Linked DNA regions of Homo sapiens: region 2 is linked to region 1. Evidence: read pairs that join two places in POLR2A ChIA-PET (ENCODE). Cell type or tissue: PC-9. All regions are shown on one strand. Each heading gives the region's core, and the rest is flanking DNA. Links, peaks and the distances in the headings are about the cores only. Region 1 overlaps LOC105369308 (a long non-coding RNA gene). Region 2 has its middle 5.9 kb from the start of RIPPLY3.

What was found. Peaks named below come from ENCODE experiments on the same cell type or tissue, not always from the same donor. Only the 100,000 strongest peaks of a DNase experiment are listed, where the experiment ranks them.
Region 2: POLR2A ChIA-PET joins it to region 1 with 14 read pairs; 2 of 35 experiments call an interaction of 5 or more read pairs at or near these places.

The regions. Positions count from the first base shown.
Region 1 is chr21:36,653,358-36,664,138 of GRCh38, forward strand. All of the region lies in intron 1 of LOC105369308 (a long non-coding RNA gene), which reads right to left. Among named protein-coding and RNA genes, the nearest start is that of SIM2, 40 kb to the right of the region's middle. RefSeq lists enhancers at 5,764-6,265, 6,266-6,765. In PC-9, for the core only: a CTCF peak has its summit at 8,715; DNase peaks (open chromatin) are centred at 3,024, 5,734 and 8,314; H3K27ac peaks cover 4,987 bases.
Region 2 is chr21:36,995,509-37,006,042 of GRCh38, forward strand. No RefSeq gene overlaps it. Among named protein-coding and RNA genes, the nearest start is that of RIPPLY3, 5.9 kb to the right of the region's middle. In PC-9, for the core only: a CTCF peak has its summit at 4,966; no DNase peak of the experiment used is centred there.

The sequences.
Region 1 (10,781 bases), core at 1,657-9,656:
GAAAGAAAATAAGTCACCTTGGAAGCCCCCGATGGAACAGAATCAAATAGAGAGGGTCCTATCCAGCTCTGTGATGACAAATGTTATGGCAGACAGAGTTAAGCTCAAACTCACTACAGAACAGGGGAAAACACCCAAAATCCACGGACCATGTTTTTTTTCCCCCAGGATGTTTCTAAGTAAATAAATCAACAATGGCAACTTTGAATCAATAATTTGTAAATATCTCTGGATGTCTCCAAGTGCTTTCAGCGGTGGGAGCATGAGTAACACCAGATTTCAAGGAACCAGCATCCCAGGAGCCATCTTTGGTTTTCTAAGACTAACATCCAAGATGGGCTTCCTCCGGCTTTCAGCCACGTGCGCCCTGCCTGCTGGCTTCTGCTAAGCTCCCCTTTCTACCTTTCTGGTCCTTGAAGACGTCAAGCCCACACCTAACTGGCCTTCTGCCCTTGATGGTCCCTCCATTGGTCTCTATCAAGGGCCTTCTGCCCTTGATGTTCTGCCTGGAGGGCTCTTTCAGCCTCAGCTGTCCATGCCGCTGCTGGAGAGGGTTCCTGAACTTCCCATCCTGAAACTGCCGCCACCCGCCCCCAACCTAGCCCTCCCCAGCCTGGGCCTGCTGGGTGTTTAAATCATCAGTGTGGTTTGTCTACCTGCATTTTCATGGCTCCTTCCAGAAGGACTTGTAGGGACTGTGTGTTTACCTTCTCCTATCTTACTCCTGGGTCCATGTGGGCACACAGTAGGCATTCAATAACTGTTGGTTGAATAAATGAATGGAAAGTCCCCTAAAATGAGGAAGAGATCTTGGGATGCCCAGAGGGATGAAGCTGAAAAAGTCTCTAACAAGAAAAGCAGGGGATAGGCTGGAAAGGGACTGCTGCTGAAAACCCGTTAAGAAATGTTTCCACTCCCAGGACAGGGAGGAGGAAGCAATTTAGTTGGAACGTGCATCTAGGCCTCCCATTACTCCCTGGAGCTCCATCACGGGAAAAATCCTTTACATGGATCCGTGACTCTGGGCCTGAGTGCCACGGTTTCAGGACGCGGTCAAGCCCTAAGTCAACGTTTCCAGAACAAACACCCGCGACCAGAAGCGGCAAGGGCCGCCAACACACCACATCACTCTCCCGGCCAGGGCCAAGTCCTGGTAGGAACATGATTATCATTCCTGACGATCTGCCGTGCCGGGCTGGCTGCTCTGATACCCGTCAATGGGCTCATTCAGCCAGGGCCCGGTTTTGCATATTATTCTTAATAAACATTCATAGCCCAAGCCATAATGGCTCTTTCAAGGCTCCTGCTTTGAATGCGTGGTAACAACAGAGTGCCTTTGTGTACTTACATGTAAAAATACACTGGCCACCCTGTTGATACGCAGCATATATATTTATAAATATTTATCACCAAGTCATGGCTGACATTTTCAAAATGCTGCTTTTGAAGTAGACCTCGTTTTTCTGTCTCCCAAGCTGAGAGGCCAGACGAGGTTAATTAATCCAATTTTGCCTAATAATGTGCAGTGTAATGATCTCCATGCCTTGGTTTATTTGTCAAGGGGGAGGGGGCTCCACGGAAAGGCCTCAGTGACTCCAAAAGGAGGGATTTCCCGACTGCTGCCTTGATCTACAGCCAGCCTGGGGTGATGGAGACGTGCCCGCAGCACCTTCTGGGGAAGCAAGAAAGAGAAGAAGCTGGTAGAGAAAGAGATCCAGGGTCTGGACTTGGTTCACCCCAGGGGTGGGGGTAAAGCTGCGGAAGGAACTTCTCTCCCAATTCCATCCCCTCTCCCTGCCCAAGCTCCTGGGAGACACTCTGATTACTGGGAAATAACATTCCAAACTCACGCCGATGGACTGGACAGGAACTCCTTGCCCTCCATGCTGTGGTCGATAGGGAAGCACTTGAACCAGGATCTGGGGCAAGGCAAGTGTTGGATCTGATCAAGACTGGCCAGCAGAAAGACCTGGTCTTGAAGCAGTGAAGAAGTCCATGATGCCAATGGTTTGGCTTCTCTCATTAGGTTGCTTTCACAAACCACCATGCGCTGAAGACTCCTTGGCAAACCTGATCCCTCTTGATTATCCCAACAAGGGCCTCCTGTTTTGTGCATTTTGACTCGTATTCAGACTCGTCTTCTAGCTCTTAAAGATGGGAGGCCTCTGCAACAGAACAATGCTTGGAAAGGGGATCTTTAAGCGTACCTAAACTCCCTGAGCTCTGACTCCCCCGTTTGGCTCTGCTCAACTCCAGTTTGGGTGTCAGCTTTGCACTGCTGTGGCTCTCAGTGTCCTGGGAATCCTGTTTACCAGTTCCCATTCTCCATCCACAGGTGGGCTCCCAGGTCAAGAGCAGATCTCACAGACCACTGCTCAAAGCTTATCCTGGCCAGGTGCAGTGACTCATGCCTCTAACTCCAGTGCTTTGGGAGGTCAAAGTGTGGGGATCATGAGGCCAGGAGTTCAAGACCAGCCTGGGCAGTGTAAGAAGACCTGTCTCTGCAAAATGTATCCATGGATTATGGCTCACACCTGTAGTCTCAGTTACTCCAGAGGCTGAGGCAGGACTGTTTGAGCCCAGAAATTCAAGGCTGCATTGAGCTATGATTCCCTTATCACCTCCTCAACCCTGGATTTGTCACTGTCCAGCTCTGTGGGGCCAGGTTTTCCATCCTATGCTTCCCTCCACCCCACACTCACCTTCACCCTCTTGTCTCTTTATTAAGCAAAACTGGGCTGCCAAATCCCAACACGTTTGTCCCTTTTAACATTCTTCAAACAAAACCTAAGCAGCAAAATTAATTTACTTAAAAAAAAAAATCAGGTGCCAGCGAGAGCCAGTTTAGATTTTAAGCCACTTTTTATTTGGCTCACCTGCATGCCACGGAAGCCCGTCAGCACCTGGTGCTCACTGACATGGTGTTTGAGTCACAGTTGTGTTACTCAATACACCCCTGTTGAGTGGATCAGCACCCAAGTGGGCATTCACTGTGCCCCACATTCACTTCCTCATACCATACGGCCAGAAACGCAGGGAAAAAAAAATCCCAGCTTTGCTTCCTAAAACCTGCGTGACCTTGGGCAAGTTACCTAACCTGTCTAAGCCATAATCTCTTCAACTATAAAACAGGGCTGATAAACTTACTCCACAGGGCAGGGGTGAGTACCCAATAAGACAATTTGAGAAAGCATCTAGCACGTGGCCAGGCCATAATACGTTCTCAACAAATCTCTATTGAATCAGTGACCAATGAAATGGCATTCTAGAAATGCATTTATTTCTGCTATTTAAAACAGGGTTAAAAATTTACAAGAAAAAAAAAACAAGCAACTTCATTAAAAAGTGTGGAGAGAACATGAACAGACGCTTTTCAAAAGAAGACTTACATGCAACCAACAAGCATATGAAAAATTCAAAATCACTGATCATTGTGGAAATGCAAATCAAAACCACAATGAGATGCCATGTAACACCAGTCAGAATGACTATTTTTAAAAAGTCAAAAAACAGGCTGGGCTTGGTGGCTCACGCCTGTAATCCCAGCACTTTGGGAGGGCGAGGTGGGTGGATCACAAGGTTTGGAGTTCGAGACCAGCCTACCAACATGATGAAACCTAGTCTCTACTAAAAATATAAAAATTAGCTGGGCGTGGTGGCATGCATCTGTAATCCCAGCTACTCAGGAGGCTGAGGCAGGAGAATCACTTGAACCTGGAAGGCGGAGGTTGCAGTGAGCTGAGATTGCACCACTGCACTCCAGCCTGGGCGACAGAGCGAGACTCCGTCAAAAAAAAAAAAAAAAGTCAAAAAATAACAGATGCTGATGAGGTTGTAGAGAAAAAGGAATGCTTATACACTGCTGGTGGGAGTGTAAATTAGTTCTACTTTACACTCCCATTGTGGAAGACAGTGTGGCAATTCCTCAAAGACCTAGAGCCAGAAATACCATTTGACCCAGTAATCCCATTACTGGGTATATACCCAAAGGAATATAAATCATTTTATCACAAAGACACATGCACATGTATTTTCATTGCAGCACCATTCACAATAGCAAAGACATGGAATCAACCTAAATGTCCATCAATGATAGACTGGACAAGGAAAATATGGTACATTTATACCATGGAATACTATACAGCCATAAAAAGGAACAAGATCATGTCCTTTTCAGGGACATGGATGGAGCTGGAGGCCATTATACTTAGCAAACCGATGCAGAAACAGAAAACCAACTACTGCCTGTTCTTATTTTTAAGTGGGAGCTAAATGATGAGAACATATGGACACATAGAGGGGAACCACACACACTGGGCCTTTCTGAGGGTGGAGGGTGGGAGGAGGGAGAGGATGAAGAAAAATAACCCATAGGTATGAGGCTTAATACCTGGGTGATGGAATATTCTCTACAACAAATTCCCATGACACAAGTTTACCTATGTAACAAACCTGCGCTTTTATCCCTGAATTTAAAATAAAAGTTAAAAAATCACGCCTGTAATCCCAGCATTTGGGAGGCCAAGGCGGGTAGATCACAAGGTCAGGAGCTCAAGACCAGCCTGGCCAAGATGGTAAAACCCTGTCTCTACTAAAAAAAAAAAAAAAACAAAAGTTAGCTGGGCATGGTGGCAGGCGTCTGTAATCCCAGCTACTCAGGAGGCTGAGGCAGGAGAATCACTTGAACCCAGGAGGCAGAGGTTGCAGTGAGTCGGGATCGCACCACTGCATTCCAGCCTGGGCAACAGCACGAGACTCCGTCTTTATTTATTTATTTATTTATTATTTTATTTATTTATTTATTATATAAAATAAATTTTATTTATAAAAATATATTTTTATTTATTTTTTATATATTTATATATTTATAAATATTTTTATTTATTTATTATATAAAGATAAATAAATACAAATTTAAAAATGAAATAAGGTTAAATAATACCTGGATAGCACCAGCAGCTCAATCTTGAGGCTTGTAGCACTAATAAGCTTTTGGAAACAAGTGAGTGTGTCCAGCATTGTTTAGCAGACATTCCCTCTCCCCTGGATGCCGTGGTACTTTATTTATGCTCTTGGGCATGTATCTTACCCCTGGACCATCCTACAGGTGGGAATCCCCTGATTGCATCTGTAATTAATGTTCCATGTGTGATTTGTCCTCAGAAGCCCTGAGCTGAGGAGGCACTTAATAAATATTTATTAATTGACATTCGAGTGGACTCGTGTATTGGACACACTTAATGTACTCCTCAGGTTCTCTCAGCCTCCCCTTCCCCCAGGCCCTCATCTGTGGGTTCTGCCTCCATGGGTGATCAACTTCCTTGGGCCCATGTGATTTTACTGCCTGAAATCAACCAGCTCCACACCCAGAATCTCTAGCTCCTTCTGGTGTGTGGGGGCTCAGATGAAATCCACACCATAGGATATGGGATCTGGCTTCTCCCTGGCTGGGGAAGGAACTGGATGAGGCAATTGATAGTACAGGGGAGTTAATCTCCCAGTGTGTGGACTTGGGCCAATGGGACGCAGGAGATTGGAGGAAGCCTAGCAGACAAGAGCCTTCTCTCTTTCTCCCTCTAATTATTACTCTTCAACACAGTTACTCCACACAGCCCATCTGGGGACACTCCATGGAGCTGATGAGTATACCTGCCAGGCAATGGCCTCTGTCTACACGGCATGCTGCATTGCGTCCCATCCTGCTTGCCTCACTTCCCCTTGACCACACTCTCACTGCCCAAAGAGTGCACCTTTCAAATAAAGCCTTTGCCCTTAATCCTTGCCTCAGGCTCTGTTTTCTTGGGGACTTGGGCTAAGACAGGTCATGTGAACGTTGCACAAGCCAGATAACAGGGAGGAAAAGGCTTTCTGAATTGAGACCATGTATGAGACAAGGGCTGGGATTGTTAATAAGCCCATTCAGTGAATTTTTTTTTTCTTTTGAGACGGAGTCTCACTCTGTCGCCCAGGCTGGAGTGCAGTGGTGCAGTCTCGGCTCACTGCAACCTCTGCCTCCCGAGTTCAAGCAATTCTCTGCCTCAGCTTCCTGAGTAGCTGGTTTTACAGGTGCCCGCCACCATGCCCAGCTAATATTGTGTGTGTGTGTGTGTGTGTGTGTGTGTGTGTGTGTGTGTGTGTTTTGATGGAGTTTCGCACTGTTGCCCAGGCTGGAGTGCAATGTCGCGATCTCAGCTCACTGCAAGCTCCACCTCCTGGGTTCACGCCATTCTCCTGCCTCAGCCTCCCGAGTAGCTGGGACTACAGGCACCTACCACCACGCCTGGCTAATTTTTTGTGTTTTTAGTACAGACAGGGTTTCACTGTGTTGGCCAGGATGGTCTCGATCTCCTGACCCTGTGATCCGCCCGCCTCAGCCTCACAAAGTGCTGGGATTACAGGAGTGAGCCACTGCGCCCGGCCTAATTTTTGTATTTTTAGTAGAGATGGGGTTTCACCATCTTGGCCAGGCTGGTCTTAAACTCCTGACCTTGTGATCCACCTGCCTCGGCCTCCCAACGTGCTGGGATTACAGGTGTGAGCTACCACACCTGGCCTCAGTGAATTTTTATTGAACTGTTTGATTAACATGGTCATGCCAACTACCACCTTGGAGCCCAGGTCATCAGAAAATCAGAGGCACCAGGCTGTGGGCCCCATGCACCAGCTCACTCCCCTGGGCTCCAGCTCAGCCCAGCCTGATAGCCCAAAAAGTCTTCCTCTCAGCCGTTTTGTGTGTGGGGCTGTGTCTTCTTTAGCAGCTTGCAAATTCCAGCCATGGAAACCCAAGCAAGGGCAGAGAATCAGAGCAGATTCTCTCCTTTACCTTGTGCTATATTTTAATAAATTAATGCAGTTGTAGTTATGTAGAAAGAGATTTGCTCTCGGGTAATGAGGACAACATGGCAGCCTAACTGCTGGTGCATGAATTGGGCAGGCAGGAGGCCTTACCCTCAGGGACACCTGCTCTCTCTTAGGTCGGCCAATCCACAACAGGGCGCTCATCCAATTTCTGTCCACCTGAGAGTCCACGAGGGCACACCCAGCTGTGCTCCTTCCTGATCAGGTCCCACTTACCACCCACAAAAGGGGAGAACATGGCTCTTTTGAAGGATCCTCATTGAGGGCTCTCATGAGTAAATTATCAATGAAAGTTGATAATTAAAGCAACTACCTCATTTGTTGATAATCCAGCAACAAGTGAGGTAGTTACATTAATATTAAAAGCAGTAACACACACCTTAGATTTGTATGGCATTGTGTTGTTTTAAAAATTCTTTTCCAGGTATTGTGCAGTCTGATTACAATGGCACAAGCTACAGCTCAAGCAGCCTTGAGCTAAGAATCGTTGAATAGTAGCAGTGCCATAGGGTTCAATGTATTCGGCAGCCGACGTCCAGATTCCAGGGGAAAGGCAACGTGATTACACAGAGGCTTTGTGAAGGGAAGGACTAAAGGAAGAGATGTAGAAAGAGGGGAAAGGGCCGGGCGCGGTGGCTCACGCCTGTAATCCCAGCACTTTGGGAGGCCAAGGCAAGTGGATCACGAGGTCAGGAGTTTCAGACCAGCCTGATGAAGGTGGTGAAACCCCGTCTCTACTAAAAATACAAAAATTAGCCGGGGGCAGTGGCAGGCACCTGTAATCCCAGATACTTGGGCGGCTGAGGCAGGAGAATCTCTTGAACCCAGGAGGCGGAGGTTGCAGTGAGCTGAGATCACGCCACTGCACTCTATCTAGCCTGGGCAACAGAGCAAGACTCTGTCAAAAAAAAAGAAAAGGAAGAAAGGAAGAAAGGAAGAAAAAAGAAAGAAAGAAAGAAAGAAAGAAAGAAAGAAAGAAAGAAAGAAAGAAAGAAAGAAAGAAGGGAGGGAGGGAGGGAGGGAGGGAAGGAAGGAAGGAAGGAAGGAAGGAAGGAAGGAGAAAGAATAAGAAATGGGCACTTTGGGAGGCCAAGGTGGGCGGATCATGAGGTCAGGAGATCGAGACCATCCTAGCTAACACGGTGAAACCCCGCCTCTACTAAAAATACAAAAAAATTAGCTGGGTGTGGTGGTGGGCGCCTGTAGTCCCAGCTACTTGGGAGGCTGAGGTGGGAGAATGGCATAAACCCGGGAGGCGGAGCTTGCAGTGAACAGAGATCATGCCGTCAAAAAAAAAAAAAAAAAAAAAAGAAGAAGAAGAAAAAGAAAAGAAATCGGCATGAAATCAAAGTGGCCAACAAGGACCACTTTTCCTATGGAGAAGAGTTCAGTGTGGTTTTGAGGTTTGGAATTTGATCTGTATTCTTTCAACCAACAATGAACAGATTTAAAAGTAGGTATTTGACAAGTATTTGCTCACTGATGAACAAACACAGAGGTCAACAAAAGAGGGTTACCAGCACCCCAGAGTGAAAGAATGGAGAGTGGGAATGCGGCTTGTTTGTCTAAGCAGTGGTGGAGCTGAAGCCACTTTGATTTCCAGTATGGAATAATTCGTCAGGTGACCTGGGATGAGAATGTTAACCCTCTTTTTGTTGCTATGAAAAAGGCGGATAATATCTATTCCATACAGGGCAGCACTAAAGGAGGGTAAACATGATTGATCACTGTGACTTTGAGGAAGGAAGACAGTATAATAAATACTAATTATAATAACCATTCCTGGCTTCTAAGAAAAATGCCTTTTAAAAAAGGAAGGAAGGAAAGAACAATCCCTCCAACAGGGGGCCTCCTGGGACAGGCTTGGTGTGTCATGGCCTCGTGCCGGTCCGAATAAATCCAAAGGGGAAAGGATTCGGTGACAGTTCACAACAGCAGGAGCAGGCAGAAGACCTTCGCTTTTTTCAACGTTTTACATAAATTAATTTCATGTTTCAATTGCCACATTATCACAACTTTAGATTAATATACATGGGGCCAAGACTTGCAGATAATTGTATATTTCTGCACTTCACGTAAATGCTAGCTATAAACATTTAAAATGTAAAATGTAAAATGAGCGGTGGCTCATGCCTGTAATCCCAGCACTCTGGAAGGCCAAGGCAGGCTGAGGCAGGCGGATCACTTGAGGTCAGGAGTTCGAAACCAGCCTGGCCAACATGGTGAAACCTCATCTCTACTAAAAAAAATACAAAAATTTGCTGGGCAGGGTGGCGTGCGCCTATAATCCCAGCTACTCAGGAGGCTGAGGCAGGAGAATTGCTTGAATCCTGGAGGCGGAGGTTGCAGTGAGCTGAGATCGTGCCACTGCACTCCAGCCTGGGTGACAGAGCAAGACTCTATCTCAAAAAAAAAAAAAAAAAAAAAAAAAAAAAAAATATATATATATATATATATATATATATATATATACACATACATATATATATACACACACACATACATATATATATATATGGTTGGCCTACATATATATATACACATACATATATATATATATATACACACATATACATATATATATATATATATATATATATATATATATATATATATATATATATGGTTGGCCAGGCACTGTGGGTCATACCTGTAATCCCAGCACTTTCAGAGGCTGAGGCAGGAAGATTGCTTAAGCTCAGGAGTTTGACACCAACCTGGGCAATATAGTGAGACCCATCTCTATAAAAATTACAAAAAAAATTAGCCAGGCGTGGTGGTTCATGCCTGAAGTCTTAGCTGCTCCGGAGGCTGAGGCAGGAGGATTGCTGGAGTCCAGGACGTCGAGGCTGCAGTGAGTCATGATTGTGCCAGTGCACTCCAGCCTGGGAGACAGAGCAAGACCCTGTCTCAAAAAAAAAAAAAAGTAAAGTCCATAAACTAGCTTCATATAAAAACTCCGGTATATACAACGACAGATATTTCATCATCTCTGGCCCCTAGCAAATAGTTGCATCCTTGAGTGAATCATTTCAGCTCTCTGTGACTTTGTAATTCCAATCTTATATCCTGTACACTGCCTAGTGCCTTCTGGAAATAAATGGGAACATGCCTGAACTTTCCAGATAAATTTACCAGCCCTTTAGCCCTTCCCCTCTCGGCTCTCTGTTTCTTCCCTGTTTCTCGAGAACACGCACATGGTTTACAGCGTGCTTTACAGCGTTTCAAGCCCAAACAGAACACGCTCCACAGGGAAGGGGCTGATTGGTTTAGTTTTCAGGCAGCCCCGCGAGGGGTGGTAATTGACACTTGAACAATGACATGTTGCATTCCTTCATATCGCAGCAGTAATTGAACACACATGAACCCCCTGCACTGGTGACCCTGGAGTGTGCCACACACCTGGAAATAGTGAGGTTCAATTAATATGTCACCGCCACTAAGCAGCTACCAGTGAGAACCACCAGTCAGCTGCCACAGCCCAGCGGTCACAGAACAAAGCAGAGAGCAATGCGGGGTGAACCCCGGGAGCTGCTGCTCCCCTGCAGAGCTTCCCCGGACTGGCCCCTAAAATCTGGTTTTCCCAAAAAAACTTACTCACTTTTAATGACTCCAATTAATTTTATCTAACAGCTTTGTTCACCTCTCCCTCAAAGAGTTATTTTTGCATTAAAATAGCAAAATGCTCAACTAGAAGGGGACGGCAATGACCCAGCTAAATTTTTGTGATGACACTTTTAATATAAAAAACAGATCAGAAATGGAATATGATATGAATATGAATATGAAAGGCGGGATTCAAGCCAAGGAAATAAAGAAAGAATGATGGATTCCACCTCTTTCATTCAGTCCCTTGAGTATTTGTGGTGTGCTGACAGTAGCCCGGGGTTACTGCAGAGATTATTGCAAGCCTGGCAGCTGCT
Region 2 (10,534 bases), core at 2,535-10,534, 340 kb after region 1:
CGTCTCTACTAAAATTACAAAAATTAGCCAGTGTGGTGATGCACACATGTAATCCCAGCTACTCAGGAGGTTGAGGCATGAGAATCGCTTGAACCCGGGAGGCGGAGGTTGCAGTGAGCAGAAATCACGCCACTGCACTCCAGTCTGGGCGACAGAGCAAGACTCTGTCTTGAAAAATAAAATAAAATACATAAAAAAGATAAAATAAAATAAAGAATATAAAATGCACTTATTGTCTATTATGTACTGGACATTGTTCTATCAGTACACAGCCAAGGGTGAAATAGGCCATGGCTAGAAGTGAACAAAGTTATTTACTCACAGAAAATGGGCAGTGGGCTAGGCATATTTACTCATCTTTATTTCAAACGTTAGAAAAGAATTCCTGTACATTTCTAGGAGCCATAGATGCCCAGGATACCAATGCTTTTACTTCCTCACATTCTTCATGCTTCTGTAGCCGCAGAGCAAAATATAGATAGTGTTTTCTATAGGTACACTATAAGAACCCAGAGAGGCAGAGGAAACTGGATGGGTCTGAATTCCAACCCATCAGAACAGAAGCTAAGTTTCAGTGTGACCCACAGCCTGACTAGTTTTCATTCAGGATTGGTCTTTCAGTTCCAGGCCGGGAGCATGGTGGCTCATGCCTGTAATCCCAGGACTTTGGGAAGCTGAGGCGGGAGGATCAATTGAGTCCGGGAGTTTGAGACCAACTCAGGCATTATAGTGAGACTCCATCTCTACAGAAAATTTAAAAAGTAGGCATGGTGGTACATACCTGTAGTCTCAACTACTTGGGAGGCTGAGGTGGGAGGATCTCTCGAGCCAAGGAGGTCGAGGCTGCAGTAAGCCATGATGACACCACTGCACTCTAGCCTGGGTGACAGAGCGAGACCCTGTCTCAAAAAAAAAAAAAAAAGAGAGAAAAAGAAAAAAATGAGTTCCACATCTTGCTCGCAGCCCATTCTCTATGAATTGAGAGATGACAGAAGATGACTGTTTTTTTGTTTTGTTTTGTTTTGTTTTTTTGAGATGGAGTCTCGCTCTGTCAGGCTGGAGTAGTGCAGTGGTGCAATCTTGGCTCACTGCAACCTCTGCCTCCCGGGTTCAAGCAATTCTGCCTCAGCCTCCTGAGTAGCTGGGATTACAGGTGTGCACCACCACGCCTGGCTAATTTTTATATTTTTAGTAGAGACAGGGTTTCACCATGTTGGCCAGGATGTTGTCAATCTCCTGACCTCATGATCCACCCACCTCAGCCTCCCAAAGTGCTGGGATTACAGGCGTGAGCCACCGCACCCAGCCTGGATGACTTTTTAACCATGTGTTTGTGATCTTCTCCATGGCCTCTGCTGCTCAGCTTATTAATAGGTTGGTTGGCCATCTACAATTTATCTTTCATGTCTTTCCCCCAGAAAGCCAGTGTACCTGTGATGGGAGATCAATCCTGACAGCTCACAGAACGAGTCTGGTCTTCTGTGGAGCACACCTGCTAAGTCCCAGACTCTGCAGCAAGCCTGGCTGGCTTCACATCACACTCCTGATCTTCGGGGTGACTTTGAAGTAATGATTGAGCTTCTCTATGACTTGGTTTCCTCTCCTCAAAATATGGATAACCTACTTTCTCTCTTACATGCTTATTGTCAGGACTGAGTAAATTAAAATCCACAAACCACAGTCCTGGCACACAGTACATGCTCAATAAATGTTAAAGTTATAGTTACTACAGTAGCTATTATTAATGCAGTGGACATGTCTCCGCCTCAGCTTCCATTATCTTGTCTGCAAAATGAAAAGATGAACCAGGAATGAGACTGAAGTTCTCTTCTAGCTCTGAGATCTGTAGGTCTGGCTTTCCTGATTTGCTTTGTCCATTTTTTTTTCCCACATGGCACTGTATGTGCCCAGGCAATATGTAACGAATAGGAGTTTCTTCTGTTTTCCTATAGAAACAACTAGAAGAGTGAATCTCATTACATTGACAAACTCAGGGACCAGGCCAGGCGCGGTGGCTCACACCTGTAATCCCAGCACTTTGGGAGGCCGAGGTGGATGGATCACTTGAGGCCAGGAGTTTGAGACCAGCCTGTGCAACATGGTGAAACCCCGTCTCTACTGAAAAGACAAAAATAGCCAGGTGTGGTGGTGCGCACCTGTAGTCCCAGCTACTCAGGAGGCTGAGGCAGGAGAATAGCTTGAACCAGGAGATGGAGGTTGCAGTGAGCTGAGACCACAGCACTGCACACCAGTCTGGGCAACAGAGTGAAACTACGGCTCAAAAAAAAATGACCACACACTGGGCGGTTTACAACAACAGCAGTGTCTTGTCTCACAGCTCTGGGGCCTGAAGTCTGAAACCCAGGTGCCTGCAGCGTTGTTTCCTTGAAGAGGCTCTCGGGGAGAATCAGTCCCATGCCCCTCTCCCTCTCCTTGCATCTGATGTTGCCAGCAGACCTTGTGTTCCTTGGCTCCTAGAGGCTTCACTCCAGTCTCTGTGTCTGTCTTCTCATGGCTGTCTTCTCCGTGTGTCTCTGTGTTTCCAATCTCCTTCCGCCTTTTTCTTATGAGGACGCCTGTCATTGGATTTAGGTTCCACCCTGTGTTAGTCTGTTTTGTGCTGCTGTAATACAATGCCAGAGACTAGGTAATGATAAAAAAAAAAAAAAAGGAAATGGATTTCATACAATTCTAGAGGCTAGGAAGCCCAAGGTCAAGGCACTGGTAGGATTGGTGTCTGGTGAGGGCCTGGTCTCTGCTTCCAAGATGGTGCCTTGAATACGGGGAGGAACGCTGTTCCTTACAAAGCAAAAGGGTATAAGAGTGAGAACCCACTCCTGACAGCCTTTTTTTTAAGGGCATTAAACCCATCCATGAGGGCAGAACTCTCATGGCCTAATCACCTGTTAAAGGCCCCACCTCCCAATACCATTACATTGAAAATTAAATTTCAACAACAGTTTGGGAGAGGACAAATATCCAATCCATAGTACACCCTAAATCCAGAATGATCTCCTCTCAAGATCCCTGCTACCACCTCCTTCTCCTCCTTCTCCTCCTCCTCTTCCTTCTCCTCCTTCTGCTTCTTATTGTTGTTATTTTAGAGACAGGGTCTTGCTTTATCTCCCAAGCTAGAGTGCAGTGGTGCGATCATAGCTTACTGCAGCCTCCAACCCCTGGGCTCAAGTGATCCTTCCACCTCAGCCTCCCGAGTAGCTGGGACTACAGTTGTGTACCAACATGCCTGGCTAGGAGTCTCTAATTTAATTGCATCTGCCAAGCCTCTTTTTCCAAGTAAGGTCACATTCACAGGTTCTGGGGGGCAGGGCTTAGACATAGATTTTTGGGGGCCACTGCTTAATGTACTGTAGGAGGGCCACATCCTGTGTACTACAGGGACAGCCTGAGGTGAGATTCTGCTACCTACCACGTGCCACCTGTGGATAAAACTTTCTGCTTTCCGTGTTTTCTCATGGTGGGTGTTAGCTCAAAGTACATAATTAAATTGGACGACTCCATAGTACTTCTTCATTTTCTTCTGAAGCTAGCTGAGCAGTGACTGAAACAGAGGAAACCCCTGCCCTCATGGAACTGACACACTCCTAGGAAAGGCAGACAACAAGTAAAACAAATAGGTAAGAGACAGTAGGACAGGCACAGTGGCTCACGCCTGTGCTCCCAGCACTTTGGGAGGCTTAGGTGGGTGAACTGCTAAAGCTTAGGAATTCCAGGCCAGCCTGGGTAATGTGGCAAAACCACTTCTCTACAAAAAAATTCAAAAATTAGCCAGGTGTGGTGGTGTACACCTGTAGTCCCAGTTGCTCGGGAGGCTGAGGCAGGAGGATCGCTTGAGCCCAGGAGGTTGAGGCTGCAGTGAGCCCTGATTGCACCACTGCATTCCAGCCTGGGTGACAGAGCGAGACCCTGTCTTAAAAGAAATAGTAGGTTAAATGAGTTAAGGTGATAGATATATGAAAAATATGGTTATGTTAAATGTAATGGAGAAAACTGAAGCAGGGAAGGAGGCTAGGGAATGCCACGGTACACGTGTCTTTGTGAGTGTGAAGGAGAGAGAGGCTTTAAACAGGTGTCCAGAGAAGGCGTCATCCCCGGAGGAGATCGGAGTCAGACCTGAAGGAGGTGAGGTGGCAGGCCATGCAGACGTCTGGAAGGACAGTGTTGCAGGCAGAGGCCCTGAGACATGAATGTGCCTGGGAGGCTCCCAGGCCAGAAACAGTCCAGAGGGAAGGGGGTCTGTGGGGAGTGGGGTAGGGAAGGTAAAGCCAGGGCTATAGATGGTTCCAGCTTCCAGACATCAGTCATGGCATGGTTAAGCTAGGGATGTCTGCAGTCATGCAGAAACGCTTCTTCTTCTTCTTCTTTTTTTTTTTTCTTTTTGAGTTTGAGTTTTACTCTTGTTGCCCAGGTTAGAGTGCAATGGTGCAATCTTGGCTCATCAGAGCCTCCGTCTCCCGGGTTCAAATGATTCTCCTGCCTCAGCCTCCCAAGTAGCTGGGATTACAGGCGTGCACCACCATGCCCAGCTAATTAACTTTTTTCTTTTATTTTCTTTTTTCTTTTTCTTGAGACGGAATCTTGCTCTTGTTGCCCAGGCTAGAGTGCAATGGCGTGATCTTGGCTCACCGCAACCTCCGCCTCCCGGGTTCAAGCGATTCTCCTGCCTCAGCCTCCCAAGTAGCTGAGATTACAGGTATGCGCCACCATGCCTGGCTAATTTTGTATTTTTAGTAGAGACAGGGTTTCTCCATGTTGGTCAGGCTGGTCTCAAACTCCCGACCTTAGGTGATCCTCCTGCCTCAGCCTCCCAAAGTGCTGGAATTACAGGCGTGAGCCACCGCGCCTGGCCTTTTTTTTTTCCCGAAAGCTAACGTGGGCCTTAACATAAGGATTCAAAAACAGGTATATTTCACCTAACAATTCTATTTCTGAGAATATATCCAAAAGAACTGACAGCAGGTGCTTGAAGGAATGGTGTTCATAGTGCATTATTCACAACAGCCAGAAGGTGGAAGCAACTCAAGTGTCCATCTACTGAGGATGAATGGATAAACAAAATGTGGTCTCTGCACACAAGGGAATATTACTCAGCCTGAAAAAGGAAAGAAATTCTAAGCTATACTACAATATGGATGAACCTTATGGGTATTATGCTGAGTGCAATAAATCCGCCAAGAAAGGCAAATACTCACAGATTCCACTTATATGAGGTACCTATAATTCTCAAACTCACGAGGACAGAAAGAATGGTGGCTGCCAGGGCCTGGCAAAGGGGGAAGTGGGAAGTTACTGTTGAAGAGTTTCAGCTTTGCAAGATGAAGAGTTCTCTGGGTAGATGGTGGTGATGGGAGCACAGCAGCATGAGTGTACCTAATGCTGCTAAACTGTGCACCTCAAATGGTAAAGATGCTAGATTCCATGTTACGTGTATTTTACCACAATTGTAAAAAATAAAAATAAATAACTTTTGGCTGGACATGGTGGTTCACACCTGTAGTCCCAGCATTTTGGGAGGCCGAGGCGGGCAGATCTCTTGAGGTCAGGAGTTTGAGACCAGTCTAAACAACATGATGAGACCCCGTTTCTACTAAAAATACAAAAATTAGCTGGGTGTGGTGGCACACCCCTGTAATCCCAGCTACTCAGGAGGCTGAGGCATGAGAATTGCTTGAACCCGGGAGGCAGAGGTTGCCATGAGCCGAGATTGCGCCACTGCACTCCAGCCGGTGTGACAGAATGACACTCCATCTCAAACAAAACAAAACAAACAAACAAAAAACTTAAAAAAAAAACACCCCAAACAAATATATCTCTTATTCCCATGGAACAAATATACAAATATCCTTTTTTGGTCTTAAATATTTTAGAAAATAACAACATCAAAAGCAGTAACAACCTCTTGTAGCTTCTAAAACAGCTTTCAGAGTTGCAGAACACTTAGGAGCAGATAACAGGAAATACGGTCTAACTAAACAGAAGAAAAGGAAATTATCATTTCCCTGCTTGTCTTCAGCACTGTTTATGTAAAAATATTCTGACCTCTTAGATGTTCTGAGTTTTGGGATCCTCTTCCTAGGCAGGCCGGAAACCTTCAGGGCTGACATCTTTACTTTTTGTTTCCAGGCAACAGTGGAGAGTCAGCATATGAAAAAGAATTTTTAATTAAAGACAGCAGGAGAAGAAATAGAATCTCCATTTTATTTAACTCCCGGGCAGAGAGGGTTTCACACACTTGAAGTTCAGCAATTTTTCCCAGTTTATAAGCCAGGGGCCTAATTAAGTTTCTTAAGATTTCTACCCCTTCCCCAAATTACTTCCTCTATTATAAAGACCTCCCATGGACTCAAACAAAGTTTAAGAAATAGTTTAAAATACTTGGTAACACAAAAGGTCTTTGAATTCCCAACTACCTCAATGGCAATTTATTTTGTTCACTGTATTTTAATTCCTGCACCTGCAAAAGAAAAACTAAAAAACAAACAAACAAAAAACTCTCATTTTACATTACCAGTAAATTTATTTTTCATTAAACACATTTTCAACAAAAACACGCATAATTATGGATTTTAATTATGGTTTATGTAGCTACATTCTACCTCCCCGAGGACAGATTATCCACATAAATTATTTGGAATTCTTCTACTAAGGAAATTTGTCTATTCTCCCCATATTTTCAATTATTCAATATTTACTGATATCAATATAAGCTCAAGAGTATTTATTTTATACCTCGAGTTATAAACAAATATTACTTTATTTTGTTGCTCAAATTGTCCCAGCTTTGGCCATGGTGGTCTTATATTGTACTTGGCCGAAGGAAAAAAAAAAGAGAGAGAAAATAGACTGTCTACTGCCTGCAGGTGCTGAGTTTGGTCTTTTTGCTCTTTAAATTTATTTTTATTTTATTTTATATTTATTTTTTGAGACAGAGTCTCACTCTGTCATTTGGGCTGGTGTATAGTGATGCAATCTTGGCTTACTGCAACTTCCACCTCCCGGGTTCGAGCGATTCTCCTGCCTCAGCCTCCGGAGTAGCTAGGATTACAGGTGCACACCACCACGCCTGGCTAATTTTTTGTATTTTTTTTTTTTTAAGTACTGACAGGGTTTCACCATGTTGGCCTGGCTGGTCTCAAACTCCTGACCTAATGTGATCCACCTGCCTCGGCCTCGCAAAGTGCTGGGATTCCAGACGTGAGCTACCATGCCCAGCCCTTCAAATTTATTTTTAGTGGCGCTCACTTTCTTTTTTTTCTTTTCTTTTCTTTTTTTTTTTTTTTTGAGACAGAGTCTCATTGTGCAGTCCAGGCTAGAGGGCAATGGTGCGGTCTCAGCTCACTGCAACCTCTGCCTTCCGGGTTCAAGCGATCCTCCTGCCTCAGCCCTCCGAGTAGGTGGGACTACAGGCGTGTGCCACTACTCCCGGGTAATTTTTGTATTTTTATTAGAGACGGGGTTTCACTGTGTTGGCCAGGCTGGTCTTGAACTCCTGACCTCATGACCCACCCGCCTTGGCCTTCCAAACTGCTGGGATTACAGGGGTGAGCCACCGCGCCTGGCCGTGGCATTCACTTTCTACAGCCCAGGTATCTGACAGGAACTCGAGTCCTGCTTCTCTGTACCAGTTACTTAACCTCTGGGAAGTCCAGTTTCTTAATCTGTAAACTGAGGATAATGCCTGATTTGCAGGGTTAGAGGGAGGATTATAAATTAATGTATGCTCCAGAAAAGACCAAATGATTCTACCTCTGTGAGGTGCCTGGAATGGTCAAATGCATAGATACAGAAAGCGGAATGGTGGTTACCAATGGCAGGGGGTGGGGAATGAGGAGTTACTGTTTCACGGGTACAGAGTTTGGTTTGGGATGATGAAAAAGTTCTGGAGATGGGGGGCCGGTTGCACAACAATGTGAGTGGATTTATTGCCACTGAATTGTACATTTGAAAATGGTTAAAATGGTAAATTTTATGTTATGTACCTTTTGCCACAATAAAAAGTAATATATTCATTGTTGAAAATTTAGAAAACAAGTTTTAAAGCCCCTCCAAATCTTTGGTAATGTCAGCACTCAGCAGGCACTTCTGTTTTATTTGTAGCCTTTGAATATATAGTTCACATCCTATGCATACAGTTTTGTTCTTTCCACATGGTCATGTTTTTCCTATGCTGTCCAAAACTCTGTAAACATATTTTTATTAACTGCATACTATTCTACCGTCATTTGTTTAATCATTGCCATATTTTTGGACATAGTTTTTCAACAGTGTAAGCAGCGCTCTCTGATTAAATACATCTTCATTCCCATTTCAGAATACATCTACAGTATAGACACAAGTAGAATTACTGGGACAAAAGGTGAACTTTCATTTTTGTTGTGCTTTTTTTGAGACAGGGTCTTAGGGTCTTGCTCTGTGGCCCAACATGGAGTGCAGTGGCATGATCATGGCTCACTGCAGCCTGCAACTCCTGGGTTCAAACAGTCCTCCCACCTCAGCCTCCTGGGTAGCTGGGACCACAAACATGTGTCACCACACCCGGCCTGGGTGAACATTTTTATGGCACACAATACACCTTATCAAACTTTTTCATTGCATTGCCACCAGCTACCTAGAAGACACTCATTTAAAAACATCCACACCTAGCCAGGCGTGGTGGTGTACACCTGTAGTCCTAGCTACTTGGGAGGCTGAGGTGGGAGGATCATTTGAGCCTGGAAGGTTGAGGCTGCAGTGAGCCGTGATCATGCCACTGCACTCCAACCTGGGCAACAGGGCAAGACTCTGTCTCAAAAAACAAACAAACAAAAAACACAACGAAAACACCCCTTCTGCACCCAGTTGCCCAGTGTTCTTTCATTTTCTTTTCTTTTTTTAAAAAATTATATATATATATATTTGAGAAAAATAACAGCGTCTCACTCTGTGGCCCAGGCTGGGCTGCAGTGGTGTGATCATGTCTTACTGCAGCCTCAACTTCCTCGAGCTCAGGTAATCCTCCCACCTCAGCCTCCTGAGTAGCTGGGACCACAGGCCCACTCCACCACGCCTGGTTAATTTTTGTATTTTTGTAGAGACGGGGTTTCACCACTCCGGCCAGGCTGGTCTGGAACTCTTGACCTCAAGTGATCTGCCTGCCTCTGCTTCCCAAAGTGTGCAGATTACAGGATTGAGCCACCGCGCCCTGCCCAGTGTTCTTGTAAAACCCCATTCTGCATTTAGATTAAATATGGTACCTTATTGTTGCAATATGGCCCACTAATGTTCTTTGCCTCCTTCTAGCCTCCTCCCATTAATTCCCCCCTCTTAAATGTTTGCCTTTATTTAGATTTAATTATTGTTGCTCAAAATCTTAATTAAAAAAATGTGAAAACACTTTAATGTCTGAAGTTCTTCGATTTTTTTTTTTTTTTTTTTTTTGAGACAGAGTCTGGCTCTTGTTGCCCAGGCTAGAGTGCACTGGCGCGATCTCGGCTCACTGCAACTTCTGCCTCCCGAGTTCAAGCGATTCTCCTGCCTCAGCCTCCCAAGTAGCTGGGATTACAGGCACCCGCCACCACACCCGGCTATTTTTTTGTATTTTTCTTAGTGGATACGGGGTTTCATCATGTTGGCCAGGCTGGTCTCAAACTCCCGACCTCAAGTGATCCACCCGCCTGGGCCTCCCAAAGTGCTGGGATTACAGGCATGAACCACCGCGCCTTGCGGAAGTTCTTCGATTTTTTTTTTTTTTTTTGGAAAGGGAATCTCTCTCTGTCTCCCACGCTGGAGTGCAGTGGCACACTCTCGGCTCACTGCAACCTCCGCCTCCCAGATTCAAGCCATTCTCCTGCCTCAGCCTCCCAAGTAGCTGGGATTACAGGAGCCTGCCACCACGCCCGGCTAATTTTTTTATTTTTAGTAGAGACGGGTTTCACCATATTGGCCAGACTGATCTCGAACTCCTGACTTCAAGTGATCCATCCACCTGCCTCGGTCTCCCAAAGTGCTGGGATTACAGGTGAGAACCACCGCGCCTGGCCTAGTTCTTCGATTTTTTAACATCCATCACAGTAACTTAAATTATATAAAGTAACTACCCCTGAGGAGCCCGGGGTAGTTGAAGGCCCTCCAGCGCCTTCGGTGTTCTGTCGCAGTGCTCTACGTGTGAAACCGCTTTCTCCCACCCTGGCCGTGCGCTGGTGATGGTGGCAGCGGCGCTCCAGCGACGCCCGGGGAAGTGTCCCCAGGGTCGGGCAAGGTCGCTTCTGCTGGTCGGGAGGCCCTTTCTAAGCCTGGCTGGGGCTAACCGAAGGAGAAGCCCGCCGCTCCAGGCTTTATTAAAAATTCGCATTCTTTCCAAGGCCGCCATCGGTGGGAAGGGTGCGCTCGTAGCACCCCTCTTGCTCGGTTCCATTCCTGGCCTTCTGTCTCCTGGAAGGGTCGCCGCGCCCCACCCCACCCGCTTCGCCACGGGTTCGAGCCCTGGCGTCGGGGCGTCCGGGAGCCCACTGTCCAGCACCGAAGGCAAGGCCGGTGC